Regions from separate parts of the Homo sapiens genome. Here region 2 is linked to region 1. The links are chromatin loops, found by intact Hi-C in ENCODE. Cell type or tissue: gastrocnemius medialis. All regions are shown on one strand.

The links. Peaks named below come from ENCODE experiments on the same cell type or tissue, not always from the same donor. Only the 100,000 strongest peaks of a DNase experiment are listed, where the experiment ranks them.
Region 2: it touches region 1 in a loop (2.6-fold over the local background); 1 of 110 quality-filtered maps calls a loop at or near these places.

What each region holds. Positions count from the first base shown.
Region 1 is chr15:96,283,928-96,287,927 of GRCh38, reverse strand. All of the region lies in intron 2 of NR2F2-AS1 (NR2F2 antisense RNA 1), which reads left to right. Among named protein-coding and RNA genes, the nearest start is that of NR2F2-AS1, 41 kb to the left of the region's middle. In gastrocnemius medialis, no CTCF peak of the experiment used is centred here; a DNase peak (open chromatin) is centred at 2,007; H3K4me3 peaks cover 1,189 bases; H3K27ac peaks cover 2,247 bases.
Region 2 is chr15:95,982,804-95,986,803 of GRCh38, reverse strand. No RefSeq gene overlaps it. Among named protein-coding and RNA genes, the nearest start is that of NR2F2-AS1, 340 kb to the left of the region's middle. In gastrocnemius medialis, no CTCF peak of the experiment used is centred here; no DNase peak of the experiment used is centred here.

The DNA of each region.
Region 1 (4,000 bases):
TTTAAAAAGTATTTCCTTTTCTTGGTTTTAAATTTGTTGCTTTTTAATGTCACAAAATAGCCCTTGTTCTTGCATTAAGTGGCACAGGATAGAAGCATTACAAATGGACCCTTATTTCTTCCAAGCAGTTTCTTCACTAATATTAAAACCCTATTTTCTTCATATATTTTCTATTTTGGCATATATAATCTTGATTTAATGAAATGATTTATGTAATTAGTCTCACACTATTTTATGAACATAGTAGGCACTGGTAAAAAGCTTTCCTTGGCATTCAGTGTCATTTATTGGACAAATATTTATTGAGCATCTATTATGTGCAAGAACTGTTCTAATTTTGGAGAGTCAGCTTCACATAAGACTGGGTCATTTTTCTGAAGGACTTACTTTTCTAGAGAAGGAGATAAGCAGTAATATAGTGAATAAATCTATGAACCTCATGGTTTCAGATGGTATTAAGTATTACGGGAAGATTGAAAGGTGGCTGGAGCCGATTTGCATTGCACAGTCAGGGAGTGGCTCTCTGAAAAGAGGACAGTTGCCATCAGCTGTCAAGGAGCCCCTTATGTGAAATCTCCATGAAGGTGAACTCCAGCTCCGAAACAATGCCCAGTAGTTGTTGAGGCTCAATCATTATTTGTTGAGTGCATAAATGAATTAAGGTTGAGAAGGAAAGCCTTAGTTACTAAAATCACCAGGAATTTACTCAGTGGATTCAGGGGGATCATTTCTTGAATCCCCGTGTTCTGTAACTCCCAACACTGTGGGAATAAACAAAGCAGGGGCTGTAGTTAGTTAGACTGGGTTTCAAGACCTGACCATGGTCCCCAGCTTACCAGCTGTGTGTCCTTGGGCAAGTTACCTAATTGCTCTCATCCACAGAACCCTCCTTTATAAAAATGAGAGTAAACTTTCTTCCTTCATGGGAGTTGGAGGTTTGAAGGCAAAGTTAACGTGGAAGTTCTTTTTAAACTGCCAAATGGTGTAGAGGTGTGGTTATTCTTGAGGGAACCAGCTGTTCCCAGTGTCAGGCTCTGCTCTTTCATTTTTCCCTCGTTCCCTTCCTCATGTTCTGCTTCCTTCCATTCCCTAGTTTATCCCTGCCCCTGCCTAAAGCCCACCAGGGCATCCATGGGACTTAGCTTTCTGTCCCGGAGGTGGCTCAAGCAGGGTGGACATACCTTTCTGAAATTCTTATCTATGTCTTAGGAACTTTTACAGTGGAGCTGTTGTGTATTGATGCAGCGGACTGGATGTGGCTTTCGAATAGTGATTGTCTGCTTTTATTTTGTTTACTGCTTAATCTGCTGGGGTCAAGTTACCGAAACTTCTACGTATAAAGACAGTCCTTGCCTGAATTTCCGAGGGAATCTTGCCCCAGAAATCAAGCCTTTGGTTGCAACGGGCTGCCTGGCTGCCTTCGGCTTCCCTCTGTGTTCCAGCCTGACTGGCATATGCATACACTGTTTCCTCATGTTGCCTCTTGTTATTCTTTTTAATTGTCCCTTAATGTACGTTTTTTTTTTCGTTTAGGCAATTTGAAATAGAGCATGTGCAGCTCTGCATAATAATATATGATAGGAAACATTTCAAGGAATAAATTATTAGAATTGTTTACATGCATGGTTCAAATTTACTGGCAAATTGCTTAGGCCTCAGTTTTATGATGTAGCTGCCAGCTAGGCTCCTTCAGGGTGAAACTCTGAAATAGGAGAAGCTGCCCAGCGCTGTCCCTTCCCAGCACTTCCTCTCCTTGTTCCTGCCCTTTCAACACCTCCCTCCTTTCCCGCCCCCAAATAACTCTGTGGAGCTGCCAGGCCTTTTGCACCTTAATGTGAAGACATTTCGTGGGTCCTCCCCGGACCCGCCCCCAGCAAAGGTGAGGTGCGCAAAGGAATAAATCTCCAATGGTGTAATTTTAGACACTGTGGCAACTGGGCAGCGCGGCTATTTTTGGCCATGGGGCTTTCTCCTTGACCTGAGATGATATTGCCTGGCTGCTGCCAGTGCACCCGGCCAACCCTGCACGCGGTCCTTTTCGCAACGTGTTTGCCATTCCTGGGGGCTGGCTTCTTCCTCTTTCTGTCAAGCAGCTCTGTGCTCATGCACGATGCTGTGTGTTTGAGCAAGGGTGTGAAGCGGTCGACGCGTGCCCACCTAGGCTTGCCCCAGGGTGACACTCTCAGGCAGTGGTCAGGCCACCTCTGAGGGGCAACGCAGATGGAACAGACGTCCTTTCACATTGGGGGTGGGGGAAGATTTCCGGTCCAGTTTCTGGGTCTCCCTCAGCCTCCATACTTGATCAGCTGCTCAGCGACCATTCTATGAGTCACTCCTTCTCTGGGTAAGGCGAGCCAGGCAGCCTCCAGGCCACAGGGTTCATGCATTCCCGCCCACACTGCTTCATTTGAAGCCGCATCCTCACAGAGATTCTTCTGACCACCCGGCTTGCTGTCTTCCCACTCAAGCTCCTCATGCAGCTGCTGTCTACAGACCCCCTGGACTGCCTGGGGAAGTGAGTCGGAGCTCCTGCAGCAGAGGGGTGGAACAGCTACACGAAGATCCGAAGGTGGCCAAAAATAACAGCGCTTTCCAGATGAGGGTAATGTTATAGCCAAGATCATCGCTGGGGTAGGGTGTCTTGTTCTTTGTTTTACAACCTAAAAAGTACACAGAAGACTCAAAGATCATTCAGGAAGGAGGAATCAAGTCAGTACAGAACAGAGAAATGGGAGCAGTTAAAAACAAAGGAATTGAGTTTCTTTATGCCAAAAGAGAGAAAACAGAGGCCTTTTATAGATAGAGAGAGAGCCCTGGCTATCTGGATGGAAGATCTGTTTTCTCCAGCTTCCATGGCCGCAAAAGAAGGGGAGAATTCTGAATTTGCAGAGAGAGAGAGAGAGAAAAAGTGAGAGAGAGAGAGAGAGAGAGAGAGAAAGGATATAAGGAGAGACTGACCAAGGAACAAAAGAGCAAGGAGTTAGACAAAAAGGGAGAAAAAGATCAAGAGACAATGTTGCCGTCTCTTATCTGCTATTGGATGAAATTTAATAGAAACGTATTGAGAACCAACTATATCTAATCCAGTTATCTATTTCTGCATGACAAATCGCCCTGAAATTTATTAACTTAAAATCACAAAAATCAAGTTATGATGATCTGTCATTGTTTTGAGTGTTGACTGGGATCAGCTGGGTGGTTCCCACACAGTCTTTCTTGAGGATAAAGATGAGGTCTGGCGGAGGCCAAGGCTGGAGTCATCACTGAGGCTGCCTCACTCTCATGTCTGCTGGTTGATGTTGGCCATGGCTGCGACCTCAGCTGGGGCTGTCAACTGGAACCCCTGCATGGGGTCACTCCATGTAATCTGAACTTCCTCACGGCATCTCATCCTTGCACTTCTCACATGGCCACTCAGGACTCCAAAGATGAGTGTCCCAAGAGAGTAAGGTTGAGGCTGAATGATTCTTTATTTTATTTTATTTTTTTTCTTGAGATGGAGTCTCACTCTGTCGCCCAGGCTGGAGTGCAGTGGCGTGATCTCAGCTCACTGCAACCTCCACCTCCCGGGTTCAAGCGATTCTCTTGCCTCAGCCTCCAGAGTAGCTGGGATTACAGGCGCCCGCCACCACGCCTGGCTAATTTTTGTGTTTTTAGTAGAGAAGCGGTTTCAACATGTTGCCCAGTCTGGTCTCGAACTCCTGACCTCAAGTGATCTGCCCGCCTCGGCCTCCCAAAGTGCTGTCATTACAGGTGTGAGACACTGCACCCGGCCCAAATTATCCTTTTTGACCTACCAAGTGACCTTTTCTATTGTCCACCAATCACTAAGATCAGCTCAGATTCAAGGGCAGGGCATTTAGATACCTCCTCTGGATGTGGGGAGTGTTAAAGAACTCATGGACATGTTTTAAAACTGCTGAAGTGTCCAATCATGGTGTCAGCTACTCCCAGCCTCTCATCTCCAGGAGCTTCCAATCTCCAATCTCGTTGAAGCTAT
Region 2 (4,000 bases), 300 kb after region 1:
TGATAGGTAAATTAGCAGTGGGCAAGGAGTTGAGAAGTCAAGTTAGAAAGACTTAGTTTGGTACCAGATTACAGAAGACCTTCAATTCCATGATAGGAAGCCCGTGCCTAAAAGTGTTATGAAGCCATAAAATTAGTTAATGAAAGGAATGCTCTAATATGATTTGTGGATTCAAAGCTTACTTTGGGGAAAGCATAGTAGATTTGAGTTTAAGGTAGAGGCCACAGGCAGAGAGATCCACCAGGGGCTAGTGCCATGGATTTAGAAAAGAGTTGATCTACACAGAATGAGGGCTTCTCAGTGGTGGCAGAGAGGAGTCATTCTCTCTTTCCATAAGCATGTTCTGAGCATTTGGATATCACATGTCAGACGCTAGTCTTGACACTGAATAACGCAATGAACAAAACAAAATCCTTGCTCTTGTAGAAGCTATATTCTTGTAGAGGAAATTTATAATAAACAAGGAAATACATAAAAAAAATTTTAGATATCATAAAAAATAGAGTAAGAGGCTTGAAAGAGGCTACCACATGCTACAATGTCTTGACATTTAACACAAGGTAAGAACAAATGCTGAAAAGTGTCTCTTGTTTTAAATTTGAGTCCACTCTGAAAGGTATAACATATACAGATCCAAGCGATTTTCTTTTCTTCAGACTGAAACTTTGGTGAATATACTACACGTGTATAGGGGTTCTTTGTAATGTAACTAATATATTATCCCAGGCCCTTCACAATTCCTTCATTTAATGCAAAGGGGAGTATGATGTATGATGGAGGGTATTTTATTATGTATAATCACACTTTTTATTCTGATGTTGATGAAGATAATTTGATTCTCCCCATTTCAGTCAAGATAAATCCCATCTATCTATCACAGGGTTCATAGAAAAACCTATGGACAATTTGTACAACTGCTTCAAAAGGAGAGATTCACTCTCCTGGTCTCCTAAAGGAACAGTATTGTCTACTTGTTGGCCAAGCCCTGAAACAAGCGATCATGCTGCTTTACCAACCTTCCATTTAACTCTGGGCAAATGCACTTTCATCCCTCTAATCATTATGTTAACCATCTGTGAAAATGCATAAATCTCAGATTCCAGAAGTCTGATGAAATCAACTAGAACATAATTAAGCTTAACCAAATCTCTCTTCTCTGGGGTGCTCAGCAAACTATAACAAGGCCACAGCTGCAAAAGTGCGTTTCATGAAGCAGTGAGTGGAGACTGAGTCCGTCAGGTTTTGAAGGCATTGCAGATGTCGGTTTAACTTACAGCACCACTACCTACTATTTCTGTGGCCTTGGAGATGGATTAACTTCTCTGGGCTTATTGTCCTTCTCTATAACATGGTTATAACAGCACCAATCTCAGCATATATCTCAGTTGCAAAGGTTGAAAGAGATTGCATATGTGTACAAAAGACATATGAAGTATCTCACCGTTTCAGGACTTACAGTCTTCTCTTAGGGATTCTGCCAAACTACATGGATGAGGCTGGGGCAGCCACATTTGTAGTATGAAGTCCTGCTTTCCTGTCCATTGTTGATTGGAGAATAGTGGGCCTCTGCACCAACCCAGACTGATCTGGGATTCTCTTTTCCCACAGTTGGCACTTGCAATTGGAGTTGCTAAACTGAGTCAAATCAATGTCAGATTTCTTGGGAGATAATGAATTCTTGCTGCCCGCTTCCTGAACTTCCCAGGTTCTCTTCTTCTTAGGTATCACTTCTTTCTCAAATTTTATGAGATATCCCCCTATTCTTCCCATAGACCTCTCTTTAGTTGGAATTTGATTCTGACTACTCACATTTCAAATAAATCCTTAAGTGTTTATAATTAAATGCTTGATACTCTTTTGAATATGTTCCTTCTAGAGTTTCCTGTTTCAGCATGTACACAGGTTGCACCACTGGACATCTTAGCATCTCTCTAGAAACTGTCCTTTTCCTTCAGCACCATATCAAGTCCATCTTGAAATCACCTTGAAATATTTTGTCTCAAATGTTTCTTTTCTAAAACTTTTCAAGTGACACTTCTTTCTCACCTAGGCCACTCTCTATCAAAGGTGGCTTTAACACCTATTTTCCAGCTTTCTTTCAATTCATTCTCCAAAGGGAAGCTGGAGAGAGAGAGATCCTTCCAAACTTTAGTCATACTGGATCATGTAACTCCTCTGCTAAAATAATTTAAATGGACTCCCATTGCTCTTGGAATACAATCCTACCTCTCTGCCATCACCTACAGGATCCTTTCAGCTCTAGCTCTGCCCATCATTTCATTTCCACCTTCTACTTCTCCTGCAGGTGGGCACTTTTCTTGCTTTGGTTGTTTCCCAAAGGTTCTTGCTCTTTTCTGCCCTGGGGCTTTTTCATGGGTGGTTTCCTATCTCTGCACTTCTCCCTCAGATGACTGTTATTCAACTACCTCATCTCATTTCCATCATTTTCCGCAGAGATCTTCCCTGACCTCCTGTGATATCATGATATGGTAAGAAATATGTATGTCATTCTTCCCTCAGTTTCCTGGTTCACAGCTCCGAAAGCCCTTGGAATCTCTGAAGTGATAAATTTTTGTGTGTGTGTGTGTGTGTGCTCATGAGATGATGGATGGCTGGGGCACCTGGATAGCCTCAAGATAGAGGCTGGCTGCCAGGGGACCCAACCATGTGATTGGAGTTGCAACTTTCCATCCCATGCCCTGACCTCTGGAGTGGGAAGAGGGGCTGAAGGTTAAGTTGATTATCAATGGCTAATGACTTAATCAATCATGCCTACATAATGAAGGCTCCATAAAAACCCCAAAGGGCTGGGTTCAGAGGGCTTCTGGGTTGCTGAGTGCATGAAGGTGCCAGGAGGCTATGCCTAGAGAGGATGCAGGAGCTCCATGATCCTGCCCTCATACCTTGCCCTGTACATCTCTTCCATTTGGCTGTTCCTGAGTTACATCTCATTAATAAGTAAATCTAACTAAAATATTTCTTTGAGTTCTGTAAGCCAGTCTAGCAAAATAATAAAACCTGAGGAGAAGATCATATTAACCCCTGGACTTGAGATTGGCATCTGAAATGTGTGCAGTCTTGTGAGGCTGAGACTTTAACCTGTGGGGTGGGATGTTATCTCCAGGTAGATGGTGTCAGAATCAAGTTTAATTGTCTGCAGAGAACTGGAGAATTGCTTGACGTAGGAAAACACCCTATACATTTGGTCACAGAAGCGTTCTGTGTTGAATGTGAGTATAGAGAAGAAGCAGTGTGGGTTTTCCCCATTTGCCTCCACATCCAAAGTTGATCCCCTCATAATATATTTCTTCGTAACCCTGGTGGTAAAGAGGCCCTATAGATACTTACAGGTATCTACAATTATATATGTATTTACATGGCTGTTTAATCCTCATGTCTCTGGGGAGACTATATGCTCTAAGAAGATAAGACTGGATGCTACATGAAGACAGGGAGCACATAGCCTTTACTCTCCCCTATCCCCAGTGCCAGAAGATGATAAATAGAGGCTATCTAGACAGTTGCCCCAGCATCATGAAGTTGAACAAAAGAAAGACAGATGTCACCTAAACCAAGGGGAAGCAAGGTGTGTCGGCATCACTCAGCCAACTGACCTGGAACCCGGGCCATAAAACACATTCAGGACTTTCAGGTGAAAGTGCTGGGCAAATACTTTCTTCCATTTCTCCGTCTAACTGTGGAATTCTGCTAGGCAGTCAATGCAAAAGTATAGACATAAACCAAGGTCGATGAAAGTGCTATTACATTCAGAGGGGATATTTTCCATTTGTTTTCAAATTAAAGTCTCATGCAAGTAGCAGAAAAATACACCACAGATTCTTTAGCTTGATTGTTTCAACTTTTAATAGTGAAGTCAATATGTGCCTCCAACTAACTGCTGGGTATTGTTCTGTGATTGCCAGGTTGTTTTATGTATGTGAAGCAACAAAACAATATAAGGTGACAAACAAAAGATGGAAAAATATATAAAAGGGGAAAA